4 separate regions of the Homo sapiens genome follow, and regions 1, 2 and 3 are each linked to region 4. The links are chromatin loops, found by intact Hi-C in ENCODE. Cell type or tissue: mammary epithelial cell. All regions are shown on one strand. Links, peaks and the distances in the headings refer to the core of each region. The heading gives the core; the rest is flanking DNA. Region 1 overlaps SYNE2 (spectrin repeat containing nuclear envelope protein 2). Region 2 has its middle 9.4 kb from the start of ESR2. Region 3 overlaps SYNE2 (spectrin repeat containing nuclear envelope protein 2). Region 4 overlaps SYNE2 (spectrin repeat containing nuclear envelope protein 2).

Evidence for each region. Peaks named below come from ENCODE experiments on the same cell type or tissue, not always from the same donor. Only the 100,000 strongest peaks of a DNase experiment are listed, where the experiment ranks them.
Region 1: a loop joins it to region 4, with 8 times the contacts of the local background. A loop is called at or near these places in 8 of 110 quality-filtered maps.
Region 2: a loop joins it to region 4, with 7 times the contacts of the local background. A loop is called at or near these places in 5 of 110 quality-filtered maps.
Region 3: it touches region 4 in a loop (11-fold over the local background); 7 of 110 quality-filtered maps call a loop at or near these places.

The regions. Positions count from the first base shown.
Region 1 is chr14:64,056,739-64,064,607 of GRCh38, forward strand. SYNE2 (spectrin repeat containing nuclear envelope protein 2) reads left to right here. Exons shown (of 116, transcript NM_182914.3): 50 at 6,013-6,157. Among named protein-coding and RNA genes, the nearest start is that of MIR548H1, 34 kb to the right of the region's middle. RefSeq lists an enhancer at 3,533-4,128. In mammary epithelial cell, for the core only: a CTCF peak has its summit at 4,096; DNase peaks (open chromatin) are centred at 3,623 and 4,003; H3K27ac peaks cover 2,988 bases.
Region 2 is chr14:64,299,794-64,307,662 of GRCh38, forward strand. It overlaps a transcript of ESR2 not described here. Among named protein-coding and RNA genes, the nearest start is that of ESR2, 9.4 kb to the left of the region's middle. In mammary epithelial cell, for the core only: a CTCF peak has its summit at 3,869 (motif pointing left); a DNase peak (open chromatin) is centred at 3,808.
Region 3 is chr14:64,037,680-64,044,028 of GRCh38, forward strand. The region is part of intron 45 of SYNE2 (spectrin repeat containing nuclear envelope protein 2); the gene reads left to right. Among named protein-coding and RNA genes, the nearest start is that of MIR548H1, 54 kb to the right of the region's middle. RefSeq lists an enhancer at 1-71. In mammary epithelial cell, for the core only: a CTCF peak has its summit at 2,564; no DNase peak of the experiment used is centred there.
Region 4 is chr14:64,113,507-64,121,375 of GRCh38, forward strand. It overlaps SYNE2 (spectrin repeat containing nuclear envelope protein 2), which reads left to right. Exons shown (of 116, transcript NM_182914.3): 66 at 1-65; 67 at 5,921-6,103; 68 at 7,421-7,555. Among named protein-coding and RNA genes, the nearest start is that of MIR548H1, 22 kb to the left of the region's middle. RefSeq lists a cis regulatory region at 1,604-1,899 and a silencer at 1,654-1,841. In mammary epithelial cell, for the core only: a CTCF peak has its summit at 4,786; DNase peaks (open chromatin) are centred at 4,375 and 4,745; H3K27ac peaks cover 2,920 bases.

The sequences.
Region 1 (7,869 bases), core at 1,711-6,710, 57 kb before region 4:
TGGCTCACTGCAACCTCCGCCTCCCGAGTTCAAGTAATTCTCCTGCCTCAGCCTCCCGAGTAGCTGGGATTACAGGCATATGCCACCACGCCTGGCTAATTTTTTGTATTTTTAGTAGAGACAGGATTTCTCCATGTTGGTCAGGCTGGTCTTGAACTCCCTGTTGTACTTTTACTATGTGTTTGTGTGTCCTGTTTTCACAATTTCAAACTAATACCTAGTGTGTGCATTCTTCTGTTATTTCTTTTTTTTAATTTTTAATTTTTGTGAGTTTATAGGTATATATATTTATGACATATATGGAATATTTTGATACGGGTAATCAGTGTAATAATTGCATCAGGGTAGATGAGATATTCATTTCAAGCATTTATCTTTTGTGTTACAAACAATCCAACTGTACTCTTAGTTATTTTTAAATGTACAGTTAAATTATTATTGAACGTAGTCACTCTGTGGTGCTATCAATACTAGATCTTATTCATTCTTTCTATTATTTTGTACCCATTTACCATCTCCCTTCCACCTCCCCCACTACTCTTCCCAGTCTCTGGTAACCATCCTACTACTCTCTATGTTCATGAATTCAATTGTTTTGATTATTAGATCCCACCAATAAGTGGGAATATGTGATGTTTGTCTTTCTGTGCCTGGCTTATTTCACTTAACATAATGACCTCCAGTTCCATTTATGTTGTTGCAAATGACAGGATTTCATTTTTTTTTAATGGCTAAATAATACTCCTTTGTGTGTATATACCACATTTTCTTCATCCACTCATCTGTTGATGGACACTTGGCTTGCTTCCAAATCTTGACTATTGTGAATAATACTTCAATAAACATGGGAGTGCAGCTATCTCTTCAATATACTGATTTCTTTTGGGTATATGCACAGCAGTGGGATTCCGGGATCATATGGTAGCTCTATTTTTAGTTTTTTTGAGGACCCTCCAAACAGTTCTCCATAGTGGTTGTACTAATTTGCATTACCACCAACAGCATATGAAGATGCTGTTTTCTCCACATCCTTGCCAGCATTTATTATTGCCTGTCTTTTGGCTAAAAGCCATTTTAACTGGATGAGATGATGTCTCATTGTAGTTTTGATTTGCATTTCTCTGATGGTCAGTGATGCTGAACACCTCTTCATATCTGTTTGCCATTTGTATGTCTTCTTTTGAGAAATGTCTATTCAGATCTTTTGCCCATTTTTAATTGGATTATTAATTTTTTTCCTATAGAGTTATTTGAGCTCCCTATACATTCTGGTTATTAATCCCTTGTCAGATGGGTAGCTTGCAAATATTTTCTCTCATTCTGTGGGTTGTCTCTTCACTTTGTTGATTATTTCCTTTGCTGTGCAAAAGCTTTTTAACTTGATGCTATCCCATTTGTAAATTTTTACTTTGGTTGTCTGTGCCTATGGGGTATTATTACCAAAGAAATCTTTGCCCAGTCTGGTGTCCTAGAGAGTTTTCCCCAATGTTTTCTTTTAGTAGTTTCATAGGTCTTAGATTTAAATCTTTAATCCATTTTGATTTGAGTTTTGTATATGATGAGAGATAGGGGGTCTAGTTTCATTTTTCTGGATGAAGATATAGATAGATAATCCAGTTTTCCCGGAACCGTTTATTGGTATCTTTCTATAGGTTTGGGAAGTTCTCTGTTATGATCTCTTTGAGTAAACTCTTTGAGTAAACTTTCGACCCATTATCTCTCCCTCTACCTCCTCTTTAAGGCCAATAACTCTTTTTTTCTTTTTTGAGACAGAATCTCACTCTGTCACCCAAGCTGGAGTGCAGTGGCACAGTCTTGCTCACTGCAACCTCCCAGGTTCAAGCAATTCTCTTGCCTCAGCCTCCCAGGTAACTGAGATTACAGGCACAAGCCACCACACTGGCTAATATTTTGTATTTTTTAGTAGAGACAGGGTTTCCCCATGTCGGCCAGGCTGGTCTCGAATTCCTGACCTCAAGTAATCCGCCCTCCTCTGCCACCCAAAGTGTTGGGATTACAAGTGTGAGCCACCACATCCAGCCTAATAACTCTTAGATTTACCTTTTTGAGGCTATTTTCTAGATTTTGTAGGCATGCTTTATTTTTTTCTATTCTTTTTTCTTTTATCTCCTCTGACTGTGTATTTTCAAATTGCTTGTCTTCAAGCTTAGTAATTCTTTCTTCTGCTTGATCAATTCTGCTGGTAAGAGACTCTGATGCATTCCTCAGTATGTCCATTGCAGTTTTCAACCCCAGCATTTCTACTTGATTCTTTCTAATTATTTCAATCACGTTGTTAAACGTATCTGATAGGATTTTTAATTCCTTCTCTGTTATCTTGAATTTCTTTGATTTTCCTCAAAACAGCTATTTTGAATTCTCTGTCTGAAAGGTCACATATTTCTCTCTCTGAAATTGGTTCCTGGTGACTTATTTAGTTTGTTTGGTGAAGTCATGTTTTCATGGATGGTCTTGATGCTTGTGGATGTTTGTCAGTGTCTGGGCATTGAAGTGTCAGGTATTTATTTAAGTCACAATCTGGGATTGCTTGTACCTGTCCTTCTTGGGCAGGCTTTCCAGGTATTCTAAGAGACTTGAGTGTTGCGATCTAAGTTTTTGGTCGCGGTAGTCATATCTGCTTACAGGATACCCCAAGCCTAATAATGTTGTGGTTTTTGCAGAGTCATAGAGCTACCACCTTGGTGGTCTTGTATAAGATCTGGAGTAATTCTCTGGATTAAGAGGCAGAGACTCTTGTTGTTTTCCCTCACTTTCTCCCAAACAAACAGAATCTCTGTGTTGAGCTGCCTAGAGCTGGGGTAGGGGTGACACAAGCACCCTTGTGGCAACCACTACAGAGAGTGTACTGAATCAGACCTGAAGTCAGCACAGCATCAGCACTGGGCCTTGCCCAAGGCCCTCTGTAAACAGTATCTGGCTATTGCCTACGTTTGCTCAAGGCCCTTGGGCTCTACAATCAACAGGAGATGAAGCCAGCCAGGCTTGTGTCCTTCCCTTAAGGGTGGCGAGTTGCCCCGCACCTAGGTGAGTTCAGATATGCTGTCTGGGAGCCATTGCCTAGAGTTGGAAACCTTAGGAATCTACCTGGTGCTGTGTGCTACTGTGGCTGAGCTGGCACCCAAACCACAAGACAGAGTCCTTCACATCTTGTCTCCCCTTTCCCCATGTCCACCACCACTACAGGCCCACAGAAAGTACTGCCAGGGTACTACTCATGTTCACTAAAGGCTCAAGGGGTCTTCAGTCGGCTTGTGGTGAATGCTGCCAGGCCTGAGACTCACCATTCAGGACAGTGGGCTCGCTCCTCTGGCCCAGGGTGGGTCCAGAGATACTGTACAAGAGCTAATACCTAGACGCCAAGAGCTCACTTAGTACTCTTCCCCACTGTGGCTTAGCTGGTACCTAAGCTCAAGACAGTCTCCTTTACTCTTTCCTCTGCTTTCTGAAGCAGAAATGGCCTCTCCTGGTAGCCACCACAGCTGTGAATGTGCTGAGTCCCACCTGAAGCCAGCATGTCTCAGTCTCACCCAAGGCCCACAGTGTGTACTACCTGGTTGCCACTGTTGATTATTCAGGGCCCTAGGGCTCTTTAGTCAGCAGGCAATGAATCCTGCCAGGGCTGGGTCCTTCCCTTCGAGGAAGTGGGTTCCCTTCTGGCCCAGGGTGTGTCTGGAAATGTCACCTAGGAGCTAGGGCCTGGAATGGGGGCCTCATGACTCTGCCCAGTACCCAGTCCTACTTAGCTGGTATCCAAGTTGCAAGGCAAAGTCCTCTTTACTCTTCCCTCCCCTCTCCTCAAGTAGAAAGAAGGGGTCTCTTTTGGAACTGTGAGCTGTGGTTCATGAGGTTGGAGGAGGGGTAATTCCAAGGACTCCCTTAGCTGCCTTGGCTGGTGTCTCACTTGGTCACATGCCCCAACAAGTCCACTGGCTCTGATTGTAGCACAGCACTAGGACTTACCTAGGAGTTGCAGTCTCTGTGGTCTCGACAACCTTTCAAGTTTATTTAGAACCCCAGAGTACTTTAGCCCAAGGTGGCGAGGCTTGCTGCAATTCTAGTTTCAACCACTGGGATGGGCAGTTGCCCTCTGGCTAGGGCTAGTCTAAATGCTTCATGGGTGCTGGCTGAGTTTTGTCCTATGTTGGCAGCACTGCATTCCAATGCAAAGCTCCCCAGTTGCTGCGCTTTCCCTCCCCCACGTGCACGGATTCTTTCTCCCTGCCATGCTGCTGCTGCTGGGGGATGGGTGAGGAGTGGCATCAGCAATTCAAGACTGCCTTTTTTATCCTCTTCCATGCCTCTTTCAGAGATATGAACTAAAAACTAGTTACTGTGATTGCTCTCGTAATTTTTGGTTTTTATGAAGTTGCTTTTGTATGGAGATAGGTGTCAAATTCGGTGTTCCTGTGGGGAGGATGATCAGTAGAGGCTTCTATTCAGCCATCTTGCTCCTCCTGCATACCTCACTTCATTTTTTCAAACCCATCATTATGACTCTGAGGTTTATTCATGTTCTTAGTAAAATTTATTTACTTAGCTATTGATGGACATTTGGATTGCTCCCAGTTTTTGCATTCAGAAACAGTGCTACTTGGGAAAATTTTTAAGTGTAATAACTTCCCTTGGGTAAATATCTAGGAGTGTGATCATTCAGAACAAAAGGTTATGTACATCTTACATTTTTAATGCCAAATGATTTTGCCAATTTCCACTCAAACCAGCAGCATATAAGTATTCCAATTGTCCCATATCCTTGCCAACATTTGATATTGTGAGACTCAATTTTTGCCAATCTGATGAGTAAGAAGAGGTATTTCATCGTGGTTTTAATTTGCACTTCTGTTACTGCTAATTAGTTTGATCTCTTTTTTTGAATGCTTATTGGTCATTCATGTTTTCTCTTCTGTAAAATGCTTATTTAAGCCTTAACCCAATTTTATTGGTGGTTTTTTCTTACTGATTTCTAGGAATTCTATATTTTAGAGAGTGGTCCTTTATAGTTATATGTGTTACAAATATTCTTGCAGAGGGAGTTTTCTATTAGACACCCATCCTGGGATTGGCTCCCAGCTTTATGGTCTGTCCCCCACCTTTCAGTAGGAATCAAAGAAAATTGAAACTCAAGTGCCCTCAAGGCAAAAAACTGGTCCTACAACTTTGCCTATTTCTGTATATTTCCATTTTACAGTTTGACTCCCTAATTCCTTGTCAATTTATTCATGCGTTTTAAGAGTTGTTTTTTAAGAATAATTTGATATAGAGTTTTTAGTTACATTCAATGGGGGATTTAGGCTGTGTCTGTTTTTGTATGCATAATTTTAGTGTTTTAAAATATATATGCTATATATAAAATATCAAATATCCAGCTTTATTTTAAAATTTTATAACAGTTCTTTTCTTGATTGTAACAAATACTTTCTAAAAGTAATGTAATTACTCTATAATATTGTATACGATGAATTGTTTTAATTTCTTAATCATACCTTTGTTAGATAAGGGTATTCCAATGTGTGATGTTTTAATTAATAGTCTAGTGAGTAAAGATGTTTTACTGTGCAAAAGATTTAGGATAAGCTCTATATGTTTAGGATACAGTTCTTAAGGTAAATTGCAGAAGCTGCATTAATGGGTCAAAGATGGGAATAGTTTTAAGACTAAGTGGTTTTCCACAAGAATTGTACCAATTTACAGCTCATCAGTGTGTTTGAGAATGCAGTTTTCATTTTACTGAAGTGAACTTTAAAAAAAAAAAATCTTCATTTTAGAGGACGGCCCTTGCTTCCTTTTCAAGTTTGCATTTAAACCCATATGCAGGTCCCTTTGGGAATAAAAACTTCTTGGAAAACATTTTAAAATGCATTGCCTAGCAAAAACGAAAGTTGTCATATCTTTTCTTAAAAATTAAGTGTGGAATATTTATTCTGGGAAATTTTGAATTTATTGTGTTAAATAAAATTTAATACCACTTTTTTTCTAACTGTGACTCACTAGGTATCTTGAGAATTACAAATGCTATAGAAAAATGGAAGAGGATATTTACACTAACCTCAGCAAAATGGAGACAGTTCTTGGACAGTCCATGTCCTCGTTGCCACTGTCTTACAGAGAAGCTTTAGAGCGCTTGGAACAGAGCAAGGTAATAGTATTGGCAATTAGCCAGTAAGTCTGTGTGCAAAAAATTGCAGAACAAACTGGCAGAGGCAGCAGAGAATGTGGTCCTGTTAAGACGCGTAGAAATCTTCACAGTGAGTTAAATATCCATGAATATTCCTCAAATCGAAAGCCAGAGAGTAATGTTTTATATATATTTGAGACACAGTCTTGCCCAGGCTGGAGTGCAGTCATGCAGTCTTGGCTCACTGCAGCTTCTACCTCCCGGCTTCAAGTGATTTGATTCTCCTGCCTCGGCCTCCTGAGTAGCTGGGATTACAGTGCCCGCCACCATGCCCAGCTGATTTTTGTATTTTTAGTAGAGACGGGGTTTCACAATGTTGACCAGGCTGCTCTTGAACTCCTGACTTCAAGCCATCCTCCAGCCTCGGCCTTTCAAAGTGCTGGGATTATAGGCGCGAGCCACTGCGCCTGGCCTTATGTAATATATTGAAGCTTAAAAAGCCAGAAGGAAGGAAATGAAGCAGTGGTACTGAGAGATTTAATTAATCAGGTTCACAGACAGTCATCCCCCAATAGCATCCTGTCCTCACTGATGGCTTTTCTAAAGCATCACCTCTCATGTGACTTTGAGGGATACTGCTGGATCAGTGACAGAGCCTTGTTGTCCACTGATCGCTTACTGCAACTGTCATAAGCTCTGAATTCTGGTTACTTCTTAGACTGTTACAAAGCAATTTGAGCTTTTGCTTATTTTTATCTGTTAGAATCTGTGGTATTATGTTATTAGGATTTGGATGAGGACTTTCTAAATCATCTGTAGTTAACATTCCCCAAAAACAAAAGCGAACCAAGAAAAACCTTTCAATATTGTGTTGGTGGTTGATATAGGAAGTATTGTGCAAAGGAACTACTTAGTAAAATGTGAGACTTAAAAATAACAAAATGTACAGTAGTCCCCCTTTATCCACAGGGGATATGTTCCAAGACACCCAGTGGATGCTTGAGACTGTGAATAACACTGAACTCTATGTATATAATTTTTTTCCTGTACACGCCTATGATAAAGTTTAATTTATAAATTAAAGTGCAGTCAGAGGTCAACAACAATAACAGAGAAATTATAACAATATGCTGTAATAAAAGTTGGGTGAATGTGGTCTCTTTCTCTCAAAATATGTCATTGTACTGTTTTCACCCTTCTTGTAATGACATGAGACTATACAATGCCTGGGTGATGAAATGAAGTGAGGTGATGAAATGAAGTGAGGTAATGAAATGAAGTGATGAAATGAAATGATATAGCCATGGTGAGGTAGCGTTGGGCTACTATTCATCTGGAGCACAAGCATTTGATACCACAACAGTTGATCTGATCACCAAGAAGGCTACCAAATGACGCGTAGGTGGGGAACATATACAGCATGATGTGCTGGACAAAGGGAAGATTCGTATCCCAGGTGGGATGGAGAGAGATGGCTTGAGATTTCATCACACTAGTCAGAATAGCACTTATATATTTATATACAAATAAAACATACATTTTATACAAATAAATCTTACACATTTTTTCCTTCTGGAATTTTTTAGTATTTTTGGACCGTTGTTAATCACAAGTAACTGAAACCTTGAAAGGAGAAACCCAGATAATGAGGGCTGTTGTACTTTTAGATTTTTTTTTTTTTTTTTTTTTTTTTAAATAAGACAGGGTCTTGTTCTGTCACCCAGGCTGGAGTA
Region 2 (7,869 bases), core at 1,124-6,123, 190 kb after region 4:
CTCCTTTGCTGGGAATTATAAACAGAAAATGAACTTCTCCAAGTAGTTCATGCAGCTACTTAAGGATCACCAATGCTGTTCCATGGGCCAGGATCTCTGCATTCTCCTCTCCCCTCACATTGTTTCTCTTCCTTTTACATTCTCACATATTATTTTTCTACTGTCCAGGCAGTTTAGCTAACTAGCTTCTTAATGGTTCTGCTCATAGTCAAGTCAAGTGCTTCCTCAGCCTGCTCCACGTATTCTACCACGCCACCAGCCACAGCTTACTAGGAGGACTGCTGTCCTGGCATGACACTGGCTTCTAGTTAACAAAGAACTTGCATGGCCACATCATGCTGCATGTTCACACCAACCCTACAATGTTGATTTTATCACCAATTTGCTGACAAGGAAACTTGAGGGTGTTTTCCAGATTTGCACTCATAGGAACACAGGTCATCTGACTTCCATACAGATGCACACCTGCCTCCTTGCAAGAGATTCAGTTTCTGTGTTCCTAGCACTGAGGCTGTCAACATCTGCCATATTGCACTGCTACTATCTCACAGGCCTTTCAACCGGACCCCATCCCTTCCTTCTCATCCTACCTCTACCCTCCCTCATCTCAGTCTAAAATACCACTCAAGGGAGAAAATTCTTAACAACTTCTTTAGTTATTTTCACCTTAAAATTTTTCTGACAGGCTGGGTGTGGTGGCTCATGCCTGCAATCCCAGCACTTTGGGAGGCCAAGATGAGAGGATCGCTCGAGCCCAGGAGTTCAAGACCAGCCTGGACAACATGGCGAAAACCCATCTCTACAAAAAATACAACAATTAACCAGGTGTGGTGGCACCTGTAGTCCCAGCTACTCGGGAGGCTGAGGCTGGAGGATCACTTGAGCCTGGGAGGTTGAGGCTTCAGTGAGCTAAGATCACACCACTGCACTTCAGCCTGGGTGATAGATACCTCATCTTTAAAAAAAAAAATTTTTTTCTGACACTCAGCATTACATTTATTCTTTCATAAAACACTCTTCTTTGAGACTGCATCTTGCCCTCATGCATTTATCTCTTTGTGACAATGCTCCCTTAATGCTTGCAATACCTTAAGTGTCTACCTGAGACACAAGGAAATATGAGGGTGTTTGCTCACAGATGATGAGGAGGAGGCTATAACTACCATTCATTCAGCAGTTGCTTGTAAATCCTTTGCCTGCACTATTTAATTTTATCCTTAAAACAATCCAATGAGGTGGGTACTCCTTATGTCTCCATTTTACAGATGAGAAGATTAAGACTCAGAGAATTTAAGGAACTTGCCCAACAGCTAGTAAGTAGCAGAGGGTTCAAACCAGATCTGTTTCACACCAAAGCCCATTCTCTCTGAACTGCTGGTCTCCCTAAGACTTTATACACTAGCTGAAGGGAGAAGACAAATGCATAAGACAACCTACAATGCCTGTTGCAAATGATAAGTGACAAATTAATGGTGGCAATCAGGAATTTTGTGGACTTTCAGAAGGTAAGAAGTCACGTTCCCGCATGTTTGGGTTCTTCTGAGAGAGTTACAGTAACTCCCAGAGCTCCTTACCAGGGCTAATTAGAGGGCGCTGATCTCCTCTGGGGTCTCTTCTGAATTACACAGGTGCATGGGCCCAGCCTTGAATCCTTCCCTTGGAGTCCCTCGTTCTTCCACTTTAGCACTGTGGAAGCTTCATTCAGGGCACCTGTAGGCTACAAACTACCTCCATCTGCTCTGTTTTTCAACCTAACCTTGTGGCTGGGAGAAGAGAGCCCAGGATTTCTACGGAGAGAACAGAGAACACAAGGAAACTAGCGCACATAGATCAGAATTGCCCAGTGCAGGGATGGAACCCAGGCTTGGAGTTCCAAGGCTTGGGCCTAGGGTGGGTTTTCAGCACAAACACTTCCTAGTTGTGTGCCCTTCGACATTTTCCCAACTTCTTTGATTTTTCTCTGTAAAATGGGAATAGCACAAGAAGCTATTTCATAGAAATGACAAATTGCTGTAACGTGCCTGACACTTTGTAAATTCTCAATAAATAGTAGCTTGAAAACAACCCAGAGATCCTCAGATTGAAGGACTTCCCAGGTGTACAGAAGCCTTGGCCTAAGAGATGGCAAGGAGCAGGTTTTCCTCTTTGGGAAGTTTGGGCTCTGAGGGTAGAGAAGACAGTGAACGGATTAAATGCCTGCCTGGAGTGTGTTGTGGAACTCTGCACACATCTCTTCAAGCAGGCCCAATTGTGAAGTTAGAGAAAGACCCCTGACACCTGACCCAATTATAAGAGTAATTTGCAGCAGTGTTTCTCCCATTTCACAGGGTCATAAGAGTCACCTGGGTCACTTTTTTATTTTTTATTTTTATTTATTTATTTATTTATTTATTTATTTATTTATTTATTTTTTGAGACAGTCTCGCTCTGTCGCCCAGGCTGGAGTGCAGTGGCGCAATCTCGGCTCACTGCAAGCTCTGTCTCCCGGGTTCATGCCATTCTCCTGCCTCGGCCTCCCAAATAGCTGGGACTACAGGCTCCTGCCACCATGCCCGGCTAATTTTTTTGTATTTTTAGTAGAGATGGAATTTCACCGTGTTAGCCAGGATGGTCTCAATCTCTTGATCTCGTGATCCACCCGCCTCGGCCTCCCAAAGTGCTGGGATTACAGGTGTGAGGCACCGCGCCCGGCCTCACCTGGGTTGCTTATTTAAAATACAGATTCCCAGCCCCCTCCCCCAAAATGTTCTAACCCAGGTGCTCTAGGGCAGGTCCTGGGAATGTTTATTTTACACAAGCCACTGGGTGATTTCATGACCAAAGAAGTTTAGGAAACATTGCTTTAAGCATTCAAAGAACTTATGTGTCCTCTATGTAATAGAATCTACATAATGAGCAGATTTATCATCCCCACTTTACAGGAAAAGTAACTAAGACCCGACAAGCTTCAGCAGCATGCAAGAGCCTGCTCAGGCTGGCTCAAGAGAGCCTACTGTTGTTGTTATTGTTGTTTTGTTTTTTTGAGATGGAGTTTCACTGTTGTCGCCCAGGCTGGAGTGCAGTGGCACAATCTCGGCTCACTGCAACCTCCGCCTCCTGGGTTCAAGCGATTCTCCTGCCTCAGCCTCCCGAGTAGCTGGGACCACAGGCACCTGCCACCACGCCCAGCTAATTTTTTGTATTTTTAGTAGAAATGGGGTTTCACTATGTTGGCCAGGCTGGTCTCCAACTCCCGACCTCAGGTAATCCTCCTGCCATGGCCTCCCAAATTGCTGGGATTACAGGCATGAGCCACCGCGCCCAGCCAAGAGAGCCTACTGTTAAATGTTCAAGGAATTTGCAATTCGGTGATTAAACCCCGAGTGGCTTGAATTTGGCCATGGTGGAATAACTACACTCCAGATTTCTCCTCGCCAGAAGGGAGCTCACAGGTGCTCAGGTCGGCTTCTTTTTTCAAACAACCCAGGGCACTGATAGAAGTGAACACTTCTTGGCTGTTCTCTTGTTTTGGGTGCATGGCTCAGTTTGAATATTGTCTTTTTCTCTACTGAAATTCATAAACATTACATACAAATCAGCAATCTAGGGCTTTTTTTTTTTTTTTAAAGAGCTGGTTTACTAGCACATCACTGAGTCAGGGTCAGTAGTTTGTCTGACTGTTAGCAAAAAAGCTGAAGTTCACCTGTGTTCTCGCTCCTTAATCCATGTGCATTCTCCTCCTGCTCCCTCTATCGTCCCTTCAACCTCCAGTCCTGGATAGCGTTAAGGGCTCAAATTCTAACAAGGATCACCTGCTAGAGAGTTGGTTCAGAATTTCTAAAGACTTTAAGTGATCATTCTTTTCCACAACAGGTTGATGTCTCCCTCTAGTGGATAGGAAAGAGTAAGACAAGTTTTTAGATCATTGTATATGTGTAACATGTTGAAATATATAGAGAGCTAATTTCCAATAGCAGCACAAAAATTTCCTTTTTATTCATTTAATATTTCATTCACTCAGCATTTATGATTTGCTTACTATGTGCCAGATATTGAGGTATAAAGATAAAAAAATGAGAAAAGTCACTATATACTGAGAAAGACTGCCAAGATACATTGAGAAGAAAATCAGAGTGCAGAACGTTATGAAAAATATACTATCATTTGTTTATAAAGGCAAAAGAAAGAATACATACATACATTCACATAGGATATATTTAGAGAGACACACAAAATACTGTTAATATTAGTTGGTTTTGGCCGGGCATGGTGGCTCACGCCTGTAATCCCAGCACTTTGGAAGGCTGAGATGGGAGGATTGCTTGAGCCCAGTTCAAAAACAGGCTGAGCAACATGGCAAAACTCCATCTCTACAAAAAATACATTTAGCTGGGCACAGTGGTGCATGCCTGTAGTCCTAGCTACTCAGAGGGCTGAGGTGGGAGGATCACCTGAGCCCGGCAGGTTCGAGGCTGCAGTGAGCTATGACTGCCACTGCCCTGCAGCCTGGGCGACAGAGCAAGACTCTTTTCATACAAGACTAGTGCATATGCCACAGCAATTTGATTGGTTACAGATTGCTAAATTCCAAGAAAGAATACTTTATTACTCTATAAGGAGGGGTAATGATCTGTGGGGGTCTTTGGTGCTGTTTGTTCTTAATTATCTAAAGGAAAAACAAGGCAAAAGTTGCAGCTGCATGCCATGTGACTCAGGCTGCACAGCCACACACCTCTCAAGGCTCAGAATAAAGTTCCAACAGCTTTAAGTTTGAATTATTTAATTTCACATACTTATTCAAAAGTAAATTAAAACCTGCGCATAGTAGCTGATGCCTGTAACCTCCAACGCTTTGGGAGGCTGAAGCAGGAGGATCACTTGAAGTCAGGAGTTTGAGATCAGCCTGGGCAACATAGTGAGACCATGTCTCTGCAAAAAAAAAATCTTTTAAAAATTAGCTGGGTGTGGTGACTCATGCCTCTAGTCCTAGCTACTTGGGAGGCTGAGGTGGGAGGATGGCTTGAGCCCAGGAGTTTGAGGCTGCAGTGAGCTGTGATTGTTCCACTGCACTCTAGCCTGGGCAACAGAGCGAGACATTCTGTCAAACAAACAAACAAACAATAAATAAATAAATAAAGTATTAAAATTTAAAAAGTTAAAACTGGTTTTAAATGTATTCAAAGAGCTATTTTCTTCTAAAATATTAAAAGCAAACTGCTTATAAAAATTAATAGGCGGCCAGGCGTGGTGGCTCACGCCTGTAATCCCAGCTCTTTGGGAGGCTGAGGTGGGTGGATCACAAGGTCAGGAGATCGAGACCAACCTGGCTAACACGGTGAAACCCCGTCTCTACTAAAAATACAAAAAAATTAGCCGGGCGTGGTGGCGGGCGCCTGTAGTCCCAGCTACTCTGGAGGCTGAGGCAGGAGAATGGCGTGAACCCAGGAGGCAGAGCTTGCACTGAGCCGAGATCGTGCCACTGCACTCCAGCCTGGGCGACAGAGCGAGACTCCGTCTCAAAAAAAAAAAAAAAAAATTAATTAATAGGCAACATTTTAAAATATCAAGATTTTAACTCAAAAATATTTAAAGCTAATTTTAAAAATTATTATACTAGGCCGGGCGCAGTGGCTCACGCCTGTAATCCCAGCACTTTGGGAGGCCAAGGCGGGCGGATCACGAGGTCAGGAGATCGAGACCATCCTGGCTAACACAGTGAAACCCCATCTCTACTAAAAATACAAAAAAATTAGGCGGGCGTGGTAGCGGACACCTGTAGTCTCAGCTACTTGGGAGGCTGAGGCAGGAGAATGGTGTGAACCAGGGCAGCGGAGCTTGCAGTGAGCCAAGATCGCACCACTGCACTCCAGCCTGGGCAACACAGCGAGACTCTGTCTCAATAAATAAATAAATAAATAAAATATATATACTATATAAAATGCTTTATACAAATTAGTCATAATTCTACCATTTAATGTCCATCTGGTTGATGCAGTAAAGAAGCATAGTATATCTAGAACTACCTATGTACAGATTTAAGTCAATGTTAGGTATTTAACACTACCAAATGTTCCTCAGCTTCTGTGCATAGCAATTGTAGTACCGTGCTAACTCCTGAATAACTCTGAAGCAAGAAAATGGGACTACAGAAAAATAGGCCGGGCACGGTGGCTCACGCCTGTAATCCCAGCACTTTGGGAGGCCGAGGCAGGCGGATCACAAGGTCAAGAGATTGAGATCATCCTGACCAACATGGTGAAACCCCGTCCCTAGTAAAAATACAAAAATTAGCTGGGCATGGTGGCGCATGCCTGTAATACCAGCTACTCGGGAGGCTGAGGTAGGAGAATCACTTGAACCCGGGAGGCAGAAGTGAGCTGAGATCCGCCATTGCACTCCAGCCTGGGTGACAAGAGCGAAACTCCATCTCAAAAAAAAAGAAAAAAAAAAAGAAAGTAAAAAGAAAAAGAATACTACATTGTGCAAGAAACACCTGCATTTTGGCTCTTAAGAAGAATTAAACAAGTTAATTTGTCTTTTTTCTCATCTAAATGCTTCTGCTACTCCACTCCGTCCTGTCCTTAAAAGTAATGTTTATCTCTGACATCAGCAGCAACACAAACCTTCATGGCATTTGGACATAGTTGGATTTTGTTTCAAGGACTTGGAAACCAGAAAAAGACAAACAAAGGGCCCCTATACCTAGTTTGCTGAGTTTTTATTAGGAACGGATGTTAGATTTTGTCAAACACTTTTGGTGGATCTGTTGGGGTAATCATATGGTTTAATTTTATGTTAATGTAGTGAATTATATTGATTGGGCTTTGAAATGAAGACTTATATGCCTGAAATAAACTCCGGTTGGTCTTAATGCATTGTCCTTTTTACATATTGTTAGGTTAGATTTGCTAAAATTTCCTTGAGAATTTTTGCACCTGTGTTCCTGAAGACTACTGATCTGTAGTTTTCTAAGAATGTCTTTGTCAGGTTTTGGTATCAGGGTAATGCTGTTATCCTAGGATGAATTGGGAAGTATTCCATTGGCTTCCATTTTCTGAAAGAGGTGGTAGAGAACTGCTGTTATTTCTCCTTAATCATTTGGTATAATTCACCACTGAAGCCATCTGGGCTTGGAGTTTTCCTTGTAGGAAGGTTTTAAACTACAAATTCAATTTTAAAAAATAGATATAGGACTACTCAGGTCAGCTCTTCTTGTACAATTTTTGGTAATTTGGTTTTTTTCAAGGGGTTTGTCCATTTTATATATGTTGAATTTTTTGTTAAAAAGTTTTTCATAATATTCTCTAATTATTATTTTAATAGCTGTAGAATCTGTAGGTTATCTCCTTCATTCCTGATATTTGCAATTTGTGTTTCCTTTCACTTTTTTTCTGTTCAGTCTGGCTAGAGGTTTATTAATTTAATTTAATTTATTTATTTATTTATTTATTTATTTTAAGACAGAGTCTTGCTCTGTCACCCAGGCTGGAGTGCAGTGGCACGATCTCGGCTCACTGCAACCTCTGCCTCCTGGGTTCAAGTGATCCTCCTGCCTCAGCCTCCTGAGTACCTGGGATTACAGGCATGTGCCACCATGCCCAGCTAATTTTTTTTGTATTTTTAGTAGAGATGGGGTTTCACTATGTTGGTCAGGGTGGTCTCGAACTCCTGACCTCGTGATCCGCCCACCTCAGCCTTCCAAAGTGCTGGAATTACAGGCATGAGCCACCACACCGGTCTTTTAACCTGTTTTTTGTTTTGTTTTGTTTTGTTTATTTTTGAGACAGAGTCTCATTCTGTCGCCCAGGCTGGAGTGCAGTGGCACGATCTCAGCTCACTGCAATCTCCGCCTCCTGGGTTCACGCCATTCTCCTGCCTCAGCCTCCTGAG
Region 3 (6,349 bases), core at 1-5,000, 78 kb before region 4:
GGGGCCCCTCACTTCCCAGTAGGGGCGGCCGGGCAGAGGCGCCCCGCACCTCCCTCCCGGACGGGGCGGCTGGCCGGGCAGAGGGGCCTCTCACTTCCCAGTAGGGGCGGCCGGGCAGAGGCGCCCCTCACCTCCCGGACGGGGCGGCTGGCTGGGCGGGGGGCTGACACCCCCACCTCCCTCCCGGACGGGGCGGCTGGCCGGGCGGGGGGCTGACCCCCAACCTCCCTCCCGGACCGGGCGGCTGGCCGGGCGGGGGGCTGACCCCCCCACCTCCCTCCCGGACGGGGCGGCTGCCGGGCGGAGACGCTCCTCACTTCCCAGACGGGGTGGCTGCCAGGCGGAGGGGCTCCTCACTTCTCAGACGGGGCAGTTGCCAGGCGGAGGGTCTCCTCACTTCTCAGACGGGGCGGCCGGGCAGAGATGCTCCTCATCTCCCAGACGGGGTCCCGGCCGGGCAGAGGCGCTCCTCACATCCCAGACGGGGCGGCGGGGCAGAGACGCTCCCCACATCTCAGACGATGGGCGGCCGGGCAGAGACGCTCCTCACTTCCTAGACAGGATGGCGGCCGGGAAGAGGCGCTCCTCACTTCCTAGATGGGATGGGGGCCGGGAAGAGGCGCTCCTCACTTCCTAGATGAGATGGCGGCCGGGCAGAGACGCTCCTCACTTTCCAGACTGGGCAGCCAGGCAGAGGGGCTCCTCACCTCCCAGACGATGGGCGGCCCGGCAGAGACACTCCTCACTTCCCAGACGGGGTGGCGGCTTGGCAGAGGCTGCAATCTTGGCACTTTGGGAGGCCAAGGCAGGCGGCTGGGAGGTGGAGGTTGTAGCGAGCCGAGATCACGCCACTGCACTCCAGCCTGGGCACCATTGAGCACCGAGTGAACTAGACTCCGTCTGCAATCCCGGCACCTCGGGAGGCCGAGGCTGGTGGATCACTCGGCGGTTAGGAGCTGGAGACCAGCCCGGCCAACACAGCGAAACCCGGTCTCCATCAAAAAAATACGAAAACCAGTCAGGCGTGGCGGCGGGCGCCTGCAATCGCAGGCATTCAGCAGGCTGAGGCAGGAGAATCAGGCAGGGAGGTTGCAGTGAGCCCAGATGGCAGCAGTACAGTCCAGCTTCGGCTCGGCATCAGAGGGAGACCGTGGAAAGAGAGGGAGAGGGAGACCGTGGGGAGAGGGAGAGGGAGAGGGAGAGGGAGAGCACTGTCTCCTCTTTTGATGGGAGAGAGCGTGAGGAATTTCAGAAGCTGACTGGGGCACGGTGGCTGCAACATAGGAGGCAGATGGCAGAGGAGAGTGACAGAGATGAGGCCTGAGAGGTAGGTGTGGCTGGCTGTGCCTTACGAGTCACATTAACATTTTAGATGTTATACTAAGAAATTGGCAGCCTCTGAGACTGTGTTGATCTGGCTTTTGGTTTTGTCTCTAATGGTGATGATGTATGCTTATGCAAGAGTTGTTTTTCACTGCTTTATATTGTAAAGCTTTAGAGAAAAAAGAAATACATCCTTTAGAGCTGGTATGACACTCTGCCCCATTGTTGCCAGGTTACAAGTATTGGATTTAGGTTTCTGCCTGTCACAAAGTTACCATAGCCATGGGCCATAGCCCCTGAATGGGAAAAGGGATAGTGAAGGTTACTGACTTGCCTCTTGTGACTGTGCTAACATGTTGGCCAAGCTGGAGACCATGCTCAGTCATTTAGAGCTCAGTGTTTTCAATGCTGAAGTGGAATGTTCACTTTGTGAGTCAGGGGATGTAAAGATCAAAATGTCGTGGTCCTGCCCTTAGGAGGAGTTCATGATATTCTTCTCACCTCCTATTCTTTTCCAAACAGACCCAAATGAAAGGAAAGATACATGTTTGAGAAAAAGCAACATTTTAAAAAAAGAGTAGACGTTGTTGGCCATGTAGCCCAACCATGCTTTGATAGAATGGTCATTTTCCACTTTAAATTTATTATTAACTTTGAACATTTTATTTATGCTCAGAAGCTCAATATGTAGGCTTTAGTACACTCTTTAAAATTATACTTTGTCTTGAGTTTATGCTAAGTATAATTTCTGTTTTAAGTAGGGAAATTTTAGGAGCATGGGAGAAGGGAAAGAATGAGATATCCAGGGGCTTAGAATTTATAAGGGCTCAAAGAGAGGCTGTTCATTGATAGATACTCCAGAATAGACACGGGCCCTTGAAAAGCTTGTACCTTTGGGGAAAAGTAGACCAGGAAAATCTCAAGCCAGAGAAGGACTATGAAGCTTCTTTTTCCAGTTACACATGGAAATAAGAGGTCTTGCATGAGAAACCTAAATCAACCCTATGTCTTAAGCAGGTTTTGAGTCTAAATTTATACTAATTGCATTGTGGAGCAGGTCTAGCCAAGAAATTAACATGACAATCAGTCTCTAATCTGTCTGTCTATCTACTTACTTACCTACCAGTCAGGCCAAAGAGATTCCCACAAGTAGGTTAAAAAAAGTAAAGTCTGATAACAAATAATTAGTAAGAATGAATGAATAAATAAATAGCACAAAGGAACACTCTACCACAAGGAGGAGTACTCATCACATCAAATGAGAGAATACCCTAAGAAAGTGAGATAATGCAGCAATCTGAAAGATATTTTACCATAACGTGTTTAAAATGATTAGTAATTAAAAAAAGAAGAAATTGAAATCATAAGGAAAGAATACAGTACTTTGAGAACAAAAGGACGGATTTGAAAAATAATCATAAGGGACTTCAACAAACAACAAAAAAAGTCATTAAATGTAGATTGCTTTGGCCAAATTAAGCAGCAAATTTGACATAGTCTGAAGAGACTTAGTTAGAATATATGACTGAGAAAATTATCACAAAATCCAACATCTATAAAGAGACATATCCCCTACTGTAGAAGTGAGGTTAAAAATATATATATATATATATGTATATACATATATATGTATATATTTTCTGAAATATTTTCAGAAATATATATATGTGTATATATTTCTGCCATATATATATATATGGCAGAAAATAGGAGGGAGTTTTAAGAGAGCCAGAGGCTATACTGCAATGATTGAACACATTTCTGATAAGAGCTTTAGGAGGAGAGAATAGAGAGATTGGAGGAAAGGCAAAACTTAGAATTTTCCAAAATTGAGGAAAAATATGAATCTTGTTTCAAGAAGAACAGAGAGCCTTGAACAGACTAAATAAAAATAAATTCTTATCTAAATGCATTGTACTTAAAATAGTAAAACACCAGAGCCAAAAAGAAGAATCTTAAAGGCAACTAGAGAAAAAAGATTACCTCTAATAAAACAAGTATGTCAATAATAAATTTCTCAACATGGAAAGTCAGAAGGCAGTGCAAATAAGTTCTTCAAGGAACTGTCAACCTAAGAGAAAATAGCTGTCAACCTAGCTGAATTATCATTCTAGAATGAGGCAAAATACATTTTGAGACAAAGACTGAAAGTTTATCTATCTCAAACTTCAAACAAAAATATATTAAAGAAAAGCTTAAATGTGAAGAGAAAATATTTAAATCTTTACAAGAGAATATAAGGGAACATTTTTGTGATCTTGGGGCATAGAAGACTTTGTTAAACAGGCCCTAAAACCACAAGCCTAAACAGGAAAAGAGAGACAAATTTTGACTAGATTAAAACAGTATGCTTTTGTTCAACAAAAGACATCATACACAAAATTTAAAGACAATCTACTGAAAGATAATGACAATGCATGTAACTATTAGAAGATTAATATCCAGAATACAAAAAAATAGCCCCAAATCACTAACAACACAATAAAAAATGGACAGTGGATATGCAAAAGCAGTTCGCAGAAGGCAGGACTCGTATGTCCAATGAACATATGAAGAGTAGCTCAGGCCAGGTGCTCTGGCTCATGCCTGTAATCTCAGCACTTTGGGAGGCTGAGGCAGGAGGATTGCTTGAGCCCAGGAGTTCCAGACCAGCCTGAGCAGCATAGAAGACCCGATCTCTAGAAAAAAATTTTTTAAATTAGTTGGGTGTGGTGGTGTGTGCCTGTGGTCCCACCAACTTGGGAGGCTGAAACAGGAGAATCAGTTGAACCCAGGAGATTGAGGCTGCAGTGAACCATGTTCACACCACTGCACTCCAGCCTGGGTGACAGAGCAAGACCCTTTCTTAAAAAAAAAAAAAGAAAAAAGAAAAGAAAATAGTGAAAATATCACTATGCTGGTAGGAATATAAACAGTAATTCAATGTGGAGGATAAATCAATAACTATCTATTGAGAATCAAAGGAAGCACACTACTACCAGTAATTTTTACTCTACATAGATATCTTAAGGAACTCCACACATGCACAAGAAGAATCATACAAGGGTATATATCACAGCACTATCTATTATATGAAAAGTTGGAAACAATATTGTTTTCCACAGTAGTCTAACAGATGAAAAATTCATTTTCATTCATTCAGTATAATGAACTAGATGTATAATCTGTTAACATGGATAAACCTCCAAACCTACTGCTGAGTGGAAAAAAACAAGTTATGACATGATACATCCATGATTCTATTTCAGTAAGAATTAAAAACCCATAAAGCAATGTTATATGAATACTAACATATGTAGTGAAAGTATAAAAGTGTGTGTATAGACTTTAGAACAGTGGTTCTGGAGAGGAAGAGATGAAAAGGGATAGAGGTTGGGCTTTAAATTATTTTCTTAATACAGAAAATTATATCACTTTAAATCTGTGTGGTCAGTAATGTGTGTCTGTTATTGATATGGTTTGGCTGTGTCCCCACCCAAATCTCATCCTGAATTGTAACTCCCACAATTCCGACATGTCATGGGAGGAACCCAGTGGGAGGTGATTGAATTATGGGGGCAGGTCTTTCCTGCCCTGTTCTCATGATAGTGAATGAGTCTCATGAGATCTGATGGTTTTAAAAAATGGGAGTTTGCCTGCACAGCCTCTCTCTTTTTGCCTGCTGCCATCCACCTAAGATGTGATTTATTCCTCCTTGCCTTACACCATGATTGTGAGGCTTCCCCAGCCACGTGGAACTGTAAATCCATTAAACCTCTTTCTTTTTTAAATTGCCCTGTCTTGGGTATGTCTTTATCAGCACCATGAGAACAAACTAATACCGTAAATAGGTACCAGTAAAGTGGGGCATTGCTGAAAAGATACCTGAAAATGTGGAAGTGACTTAGGAACTGGGTAACAGGTAGAGGTTGGAACAGTTTGGAGGGCTCAGAAGAAGACAGGAAAATGTGGGAAAGTTTGGAACTTCCTAGAGACTTGTTGAATGGCTTTGACCAAAAACCTCATAGTGAAATGTATAATAAGGTCCAGGCTGAGGTAGTTTCAGATGGAGATGAGGAACTTGTTGGGAACTGGAGCAAAGGTGACTCTTGTTATGTTTCAGCAAAGGGATTGGTGGCATTTTGCCCCTGCCCTAGAGATTTGCGGAACCGAACTTGAGAGAGATGATTTAGGGTATCTGGTGGAAGAAATGTCTAAGCAACAAAGCATTCAAGAGGAAATTTCTAAGCAACAAAGCATTCAAGAGGTGACTTGGGTGCTGTTAAAGGCATTCAGTTTTATAAAGGAAGCAGAGCATAAAAGTTAGGAAATGTTTCAGTCTGACAATACGATAGAAAAGAAAAACCCATTTTCTGAGGAGAAATTCAAGCAGGCTGAAGAAATGTGCACAAGTAACAAGCCGAATGTTAATCCCCAAGACAATGGGGGAAATGTCTCTAGGGCATGTCAGAGGTCTTCACAGCAGCCCCTCCCATCACAGGCCCAGAGGCCTATGTAAAAAAAAAAAATGGTTTTGTGGGCTGGGCCCAGAGTCCTTTTGCTGTGTACAGTCTAGCGACCGAGTGCCCTGTGTCTCAGCCGCTCCAGCCTTGACTAAAAGGAGCCAAGGAACAGCTCGGGCTGTGGCTTCAGAGTGTGCAAGCCCCAAGCCTTGGCAGCTTCCATGTGGTGTTGAGCCTGTGGGTACACAGAAGTCAAGAAATGAGGTTTGTGAACCTCTGCCTAGATTTCTGAATATGTGTGGAAACACCTGGATGCCAAGACAGAAGTTTGCTACGGGGGCGGGGCCCTCACAGAGAACCTCTGCTAAGGCAGTGCAGAAGGGAAATGTGGGATCAGAGCCCCCACACAGAGTGCCTACTGGGGCACCACCTAGTGGAGTGGTCTCACTGTCACCTAGCCTGGAGTGCAGTGGCACAGTCACAGCTCACTGTAGCCTCAGCTTCCTAGGTTCAAGTGATCCTCCCACCTCAGCCTCCTGAGTAGCTGGGACTACAGACACATGCCACCACACCGAGCAAATGCC
Region 4 (7,869 bases), core at 1,841-6,840:
TTGAGCCGGAAACATTAAACGCAGACATGCAGCAGGTGCTGGAACAGCAGCTGGTAGGGTGCCAGGTAAGACTGAGAAGTCAGAGTTCATGGTTTGCCTCTCCACCAATCATCTGCCAAGATTGGGTGAATTTCTCTTAAAGCAACACTGTTTTTCTTTCTGTTACTCTGACCCTTACATTTATCTTGGCCTCAGCTTTTAGTTCTCAGGGTAATTCTTTGAAATGCTTTATGGAACTATCTTATTTGAGGGGACAGTAGTGTTCAGAATCTAGGAGTCTAAATCCAGCTCTGTCACATTAGCTGTGAACTTCGGGAAGTGAACTTCTCAGCCTCATTTTCCTTATATAGTAGGTTATCTTATAGGATTTTTGTCAGGATTAAATAAGGTATTTAAAGTAGTGTCGCAGGATTTAAATAAGGTATTTAAAGCAGTGTCATAGGATATAAAGTTATCTCATAGGATTTTTGTCAGGATTAAATAGGTATATAAAGTATATAACAAGTGCTCAGTAAATGCTATTATTTTATTCAATTTTAGTAAGTAATTAGAATATTCATTCATCATAAATGAAACCAAAAGTATTAATTTGCAAAATTGAAGATACAGCATAAAAGGGCTTTGCAACCATTTTACTAGGAATGCCCTGGGTTTTGCTTGGGAGGGGCAGGGATATAAACTTCCTTGCCGCTAGTCGCTCTGAGTAAAGCTTGCCGGCTCAGCCCGAAGGTTGGGGTTTCTAATCCCTCCAGGGAGAGGCTAGAATGATGACATTGCAACAGCATAATCGAGTGTCACAAGAGCAGGGGCACGCGAGCTGCTTGCAAAGGCCTCTCTCCCAGCTGCACTTAGGAGACCAGACTTGTCTTTATCATATGGGCTTGTCTGCCAGGATGAAGACATCCTCTTGTCTCAGAGTTCGCATATCACTAGCCCTGCCACAGGGAGCGTTTCCTGCTGTAGCCTGTTATGTTGTTGTGGGAAGCCTGCCTTTGATCCACAGTTGTGCATTCTCCCCTTCTATGTAAGCCCATAGTCTTAACAACATCCAGGAACCAGACAGACAGGCCAGCCTCCTTTTCTGTGCATCTCGGCACCTCTGATCTCAAAAGTCAGTTCTTTTTTTTTTTTTTCGGGGTCTCACCCTGTCACCCAAGCTGGAGTGCAGTGGAGCAATCATAGCTCATTGCAGCCTCGACTTCCTGGGCTCAGGTGATCCTCCCACCTCAGCTTCCTGGGTAGCTGGGACTACAGCCCTGCACCACCACACCCGGCTACTTTTTGTATTTTTTTGTAGAGATGAGAGGTCTCACTATATTGCCCAGGCTGGTCTCGAACTCCTGGGCTCAAGCGATCCACCCAAGTCAGCCTCCCAAAGTGCTGGATTACAGGCGTGAGCTATCATGCCCAGCCCAAAAGTCAGTTCTAAAGGGATAGGTTCACTCAGATACTGGCACTGCCGCTTGGCCTGGCTGATGAGGCCCAGGGGAGCCTGTGAATGCCATAGAGCGTCATACAGCACAGAGCAATGCTATGCTAAACTCAACTCGAGGCAGTCCAGATTTTGAGTCCCACCCACTTAAGGCCATTCAGGATTGATTTGCCAACTGATTATCTACTGACTGGGTAGACCCTATGCCAACTCGTTGATTATCACCAGAATCCCATCTTCATTGCCACTTGTAGTGAGTTCAAGGATTTCCAGGCTGCTCAAGGAAAAGACATGACTACCAGGTGGCAGTTGCACCCAACAAGCTTTATTTGGGCAGCATTTTGGCAAGATTATGATCGTGAGAGACAGGGAAGCTCTTTACTGCAGGAGACCTTCCAGAGGCTAAGGCATAGACTGGGGGTCAGGCCACCACCCAGAGGGGGAGGAAGGCAAGGGAACTCCCAGGGGAGAGGAGAAACGGAGAGGGAACTTATGTGTCTAGCGATGTCTCAGCACAGTGGAGGGTCTCTGGGTCAGAGAGCGCCGAAGGGCAGCAGAGGCTTGGGATTTTTTTATAGCCCAGGGTTAGTCTTATCCGTGGCTGGCAGATGTTGGGTGCAGTTTTCAGGGGTATGCAAAGCAGACAGGCTCTAAATGGATTAAAATATGCTTATTTGGGCTGCATTTAAAGCCGTCAAATGTGTAAAAATTTGAGTCTGGTGCTGGCACTTTTTGAACTTACTGCTTCTGACCTGCTTTGAAGAAAAACCACATGGGGCCAACATACAAAGGCATCTTTGGCTCATTTATATAACATAACACAATAAAGTTATTATTGAAACATATAAAAACCTTAAAGTGGTCTGTAAAAACACAAAATTCCAGTGGAAAAATGGCCAAAGGACAGGAGCAAACAGTTCAGTGAAGATTATGGACCAGGAGTGGTGGCTCACGCCTGTAATCCCAGCACTTTGGGAGGCCAAGGCGGGTGGATTGCTTGAGGCCAGGAGTTTGAGACCAGCCTGGGCAACATAGTTACACCTTGTCTCTACAAAATAATTTAAAAAAAAATTAAAAAATAAACTAGCTGGGCATGGTGGTGTGTATCTGTAGTCCCAGCTACCTGGGAGGCTGAGGCACTAATATCTCTTAAGCCCAAGAATTCAAGGCTGCAGTGAGCTATGATTGCACCACTGCATTCCAGCCTGGGCAAGAGAGTAAGACACTGTCAAAAAAAAGAAAGAGAAAGGAAAGAAGGGAGGGAGGGAGGGAGGGAGGATTATGCTTAGTAATGTAATATTTGAGAATTGTTTAATTTTGATTATTAAAGACATAAATTAAAACAGCTGTCACATTACATTAAAAAAATATCATTCTGGAAAAATAGATACTCTAATGTCTGGTAGTTCTATCTAATTGGCTCAATGTTTTGGGAGGTCAGTTGTCAACATATAAGCTGTTCATCTTCTTTGAGTTAAAAGTACCATTACTTTTTTTTTGAGGTGAAGTCTCGCTCTCACCCAGGCTGGAGTGCAGTGGCACAGTCTCGGCACACTGCAACTTCTGCCTCCTGGGTTCAAGTGATTCTCCTGCCTCAGCCTCCCAAGTAGCTGGGATTACAGGCATGCACCACAGCATCTGGCTAATTTTTGTATTTTTAGTAGAAACGGTTTCCCCATGTTGGCCAGGGTGATCTCGAACTCCTGACCTCAGGTGATCCACCTGCCTTGGCCTCCCAAAGTGCCGAGATTACAGGCATGAGCCACCGTGCCCGGCCAGTACCATTACTTTTAATTTACCTTCTGAAAATAATCCCAAATGAGAAAAATAATTATAGAAGCATTGATTACAAAAGTGAAGAACTAGAAACAAAGGGGTAACAAGAGGGAAATTGGTAAGTGAATCATGGGATATCAACTTGTAGCTGTTAAAATGAAAATCATGAAACGTGTGGAGACAGATGAAAAAGTATGTAATAGTTAAGTGGGAAAAACAGAGCATAAAATTATGCTACATTTTGTTTATAGCCACTGTACAGTCTATGGGTACATATTGTTTAAACTTAGAAGAATCTATAGAGGACATAAGTAGAGTAGTCCCACCTTTGTCTGTGGGGGTTGTGTTACAAGACCCCCAATGGATGCCTGAAACCGTGGATAGTACCAAACTCTGTGTGTATTATGTTTTTTCGATCTGACAACTGAGATGGCTACAGAGTGAGTATCCCTTATCCCCAAATGCTTGGAACTAGAAGTATTTTGCATTTGGTTTTTTGGGAGGGATTTTGGAATATTTGCAAATACATAATGAGATATCTTAGAGAGAGGACCCAAGTCTAAACACTAAATTAATTAATTAATTTCTTTATTTATATTAGAGTTAACAGGGTCTTGCTCTGTTACCCAGGCTGGAGTGCAGTAGCATGATCATGGCTCACTGCAGCCTTGACCTGACGGGCTCAGGCAATCCTCCTGCCCCAGTCTCCGGAATAGCTGGGACTACAGGCGTACACCACCATGCCTGGCTAATTTTATTTTTTGTAGACTCAGGGTCTCACTGTGTTGCCCAGGCTGGTCTCAAACTCCTGGCCTCAAGTGAGCCTCCTGCCTCAGCCTCCCGAAGTGCTGGGATTACAGGTATGAGCCACCATGCTAGGCCTCAATTTATGTTTTATCTATACCTCATATACATATCCTGAAGGTTATTTTATATAATAACTTTAATAATTTTATACATGAAACAGAGTTCAACTGTGACCCATCACATGAGGTTGGGTGTGGAATTTTCCACTTCTGGCATGGTGCATAAAAAGTTTCAGGTTTTGGAGCATTTTGGGATTTTGGATTTTCAGATTAGGTATACTCAACCTCTACTAAGTAACTAATGAGCCGAGTGCTGGAGTATGAATATGCTGGACAAAGGGATGATTCACATCCTGGGCGGGATGGAGCAGGATGGTGTGCAATTTTATCACGCTACTCAGGTGGTGCAAAATTTAAAATGTATGAATTATTTATTTCTGGAATTTTCCATTTAATATTTTTGAGCCCTGATTGACTGCAGGTAACTGAAACCACAGAAAGTAAAAGCATAGATAAAGGGGCCTGTTACAGCTTGCTTGGATGAAGGAGTTATAGGATAAATTATTTGCAATTTTGTTTTAAGAATAGAGTTCGTCCTTAAGGAAAATTTTTAATTCCTTAAATTCGCTCAATGAATGGAACTTGTTCTTAGTCACGCACCGAGTTTTAGTACAAATGATCATGGTGCTGGAATGTGAGTTTGTCTGTTGCTGCTGACGTGAGTGCCCAGCCAGCTGGCATGACCGAGCAGGCTGCTGAGCCCCAGGAGAGGGCAAACTTGATCTGTTGAGCAGGAATACAATGACCGAGACTTACTGGGAAACTTACTTCATCCAGCTGATATATTTTTAGATTTGTGTGAATTGGCCGGTTGTATCAATAACTAAATATTTCAGGTTCCAAATTATTTCTTCTATGGTGTTGTGAGAGTTTGGAGGCTTATTTGTCTTGAGAAAGAGAAGGAAAAGAGCAAGGGAAATAATTTTCAAACAGTTACGTGGAATTCTTTTTTAAATTCCTACTCCACACTTGGATTGCAACATAAAAGATTAGGAAGGTAGGCGAGGCATGGTGGTTCATGCCTGTAATCCCAGCACTTTGGGAGGCCTAGGTGGGCAGATCACGAGGTCAGGAGTTTGAGACCAGCCTGGCCAAAATGGCGAAACGCCATCTCTACTAAAAATACAAAAATTAGCTGGGCGTGGTGGCGCACTCTTGTAATCCCAGCTACTCGGGAGGCTGAGGCAGGAGAATTACTTGAACCTGGGAGGTGGAGGTTGCAGTGAGCCGAGATCACACCACTGCACTCTATCCTGGGCAACAGAGTGAGACTCCGTCTCAGAAAAAAAAAAAAAAAAAGATTAGGAAGGTAGGGGGAAAATAAGAATATCTGCACTTTTTAAGCACAGATGTATCAAGCACTGGCCAAAGTACATGGATTTAATTCATTCACTCCTGATAATGACCTTAGGAGGTGAGTTCGGTTATTATCTTCATTTTACAGACTACTAGAGGCACACTCCTCTAAAGTAAGGTGCCTGTGTTTACACATCTACTAAGTGGTAGGACTGGGATCTGAAACCAGATAGTCTAGTTCCAAGATCTGTGTTCTTAACCACTATCCTCTGCTGGATACATTCTGCTATGTTTTGTAAGGCGACTATAGAGTCATTTACTTAAATTATTTTACAGAGTGACATGTGTAATTGGGATTGGTTTGGTTGCATCCCTACTGAAAAGTACAAGAATTCTGTGGAAGTTTTTGTTTTTCCAGGGTTTCTTCCATCCTGTGTTTCTGGGACTTCTTGTATACACTTAAGTAAAAAGAGTAAGTCTTAACTTGTTTGCAGGCACAATACTTCTTCAAGAACAACATTATGAATAATTAAATGCTTTTATTTCCTAGGCTATGCTAACAGAGATTGAGCACAAGGTTGCCTTTCTGTTAGAGACTTGCAAAGATCAGGGCCTGGGAGATAATGGAGCCACTCAACATGAGGCTGAAGCGCTTTCCCTGAAACTGAAAACAGTGAAGTGCAATTTAGAAAAAGTCCAGATGATGCTTCAGGAGAAGCACAGTGAAGATCAGGTAAAAAATGACTATCTATGGACATTCATCTTGATACACATATGTGGCAGACCTGCCAGAAGAGAACTCTGGTTGGAAGTGATGAACCAGCTACAGAGAAACTGTACTAAGTGTGAAAGAATTTCACACATTAACACCATAGATGAGTACACTGGCTTGTTATTTTTATTTCATTCTACTTTGCAGTTTTCCTGTCTAGGTTGTTGTTGGTGATGGCGGTGGTTTGGTTTGTGTTGGTTTAATGTAGCTGAGTGTTCTTGTTGGCAGTGAGGTCTAGTGTAAGGCTTCTTCGTAAAAGAAGGATGTATTATAAAGGAATTTTGTGACTCTAATTGACTGGAAAACAAAGCTTTCATAGATGTGACTAAAATTTGACATCAGAAACATAAACCTGTTTCCAGGATACTTTGTTATTCATTTGCAAGTATTTATATATATAATCAAAGTATCATATAAAGTGTTCTCATGATTTTTAAAAGCACTCTGTGTTTATAAATGCAAATGTGCATCTTATGAGTAGATCTTACTATAAAAGATTTGCATGTGCTTATGAGTGGTTCCTACTTAGAGATTTATGTTCACAGAAATAAGACTGGCTGCAGATACATAGGCCATATGGTTCCCCTTTCATCCTAATATGTTCTCTCTTTTTAAAAAAAATGTATTTTAGCCATAGGGGAAATTTGAATTTATAATACTGTTTCTCTTTTTGGTACTTTTTTATTTGGTATTTGTTTTTAAGAAAAAAGGCAATACATTTTCTTGCTTTTAGTAATTCATTGGATGAATTAGCTTGAAGAAGTAAGATGATCACTTCACCAAATGTAGTAGTTTTTGAAGTTGTTATGAAATAGGTACATTAAATCATAGTAGGCTGGGTGTGGTGGCTCACGCCTGTAATCCCAGCCCTTTGGGAGGCTGAGGCAGGCAGATCACCTGAGGTCAGGAGTTTGAGACCAGTCTGGCCAACATGGTGAAACCCCGTCTCCACTAAAAATACAAAAATTAGCTGGGTGTGGTGGGCACAACTGCAATCACAGCTACTTGGGGGGCTGAGGCAGGAGAATCCCTTGAACCCAAGAGGTGGAGGTTGCAGTGAGCCAAGATCATGCCCTTGCACTCCAGCCTGGGCAACAAGTGCGAAACTCCATCTCAAAAAACAAAAACAAAAAATTATAGTATATAATTATAGCAAATAACAAAATACCATCATTTATTTCATGTAAAATTTTTCTATGTAGTCCCATTATTAGAATTGAGATAAAGTGGAGTTTATTTTTAAAAATAAATAGCCTGCCATTATGAAATGTTTTGCAGCATCCTACCATTCTAAAGAAATCCTCAGAGCCAGAGCATCAAGAAGCTCTCCAACCAGTTAACCTTTCTGAATTGGAATCCATTGTAACTGAAAGGCCACAATTCAGCAGACAAAAAGATTTCCAGCAGCAACAGGTAATTCTAGCCCCCAACAGTTGTAGGGACTAGAATATAACTTTTTAACCAGGCAAGGTGGTGCAAACCTACAGTCCTAGCTACTTGGGAGGCTGAGGTGGGAGGATCACCTGTGGCCAGGTGTTCGAGGCCAGCCTGGGCAACATAGCGAGACCCTGTTTCAAAAACCAAAAAAAAGGCCAGGCACAGTAGCTCATGCCTGTAATCCCAGCACTTTGGGAGGCTGAGGCAGGCAGATCATTTGAGGTCAGGAGTTCGAAACCAGCCTGGACAACATGGTGAAACCCTAGCTCTACTAAAAATACAAAAAAATG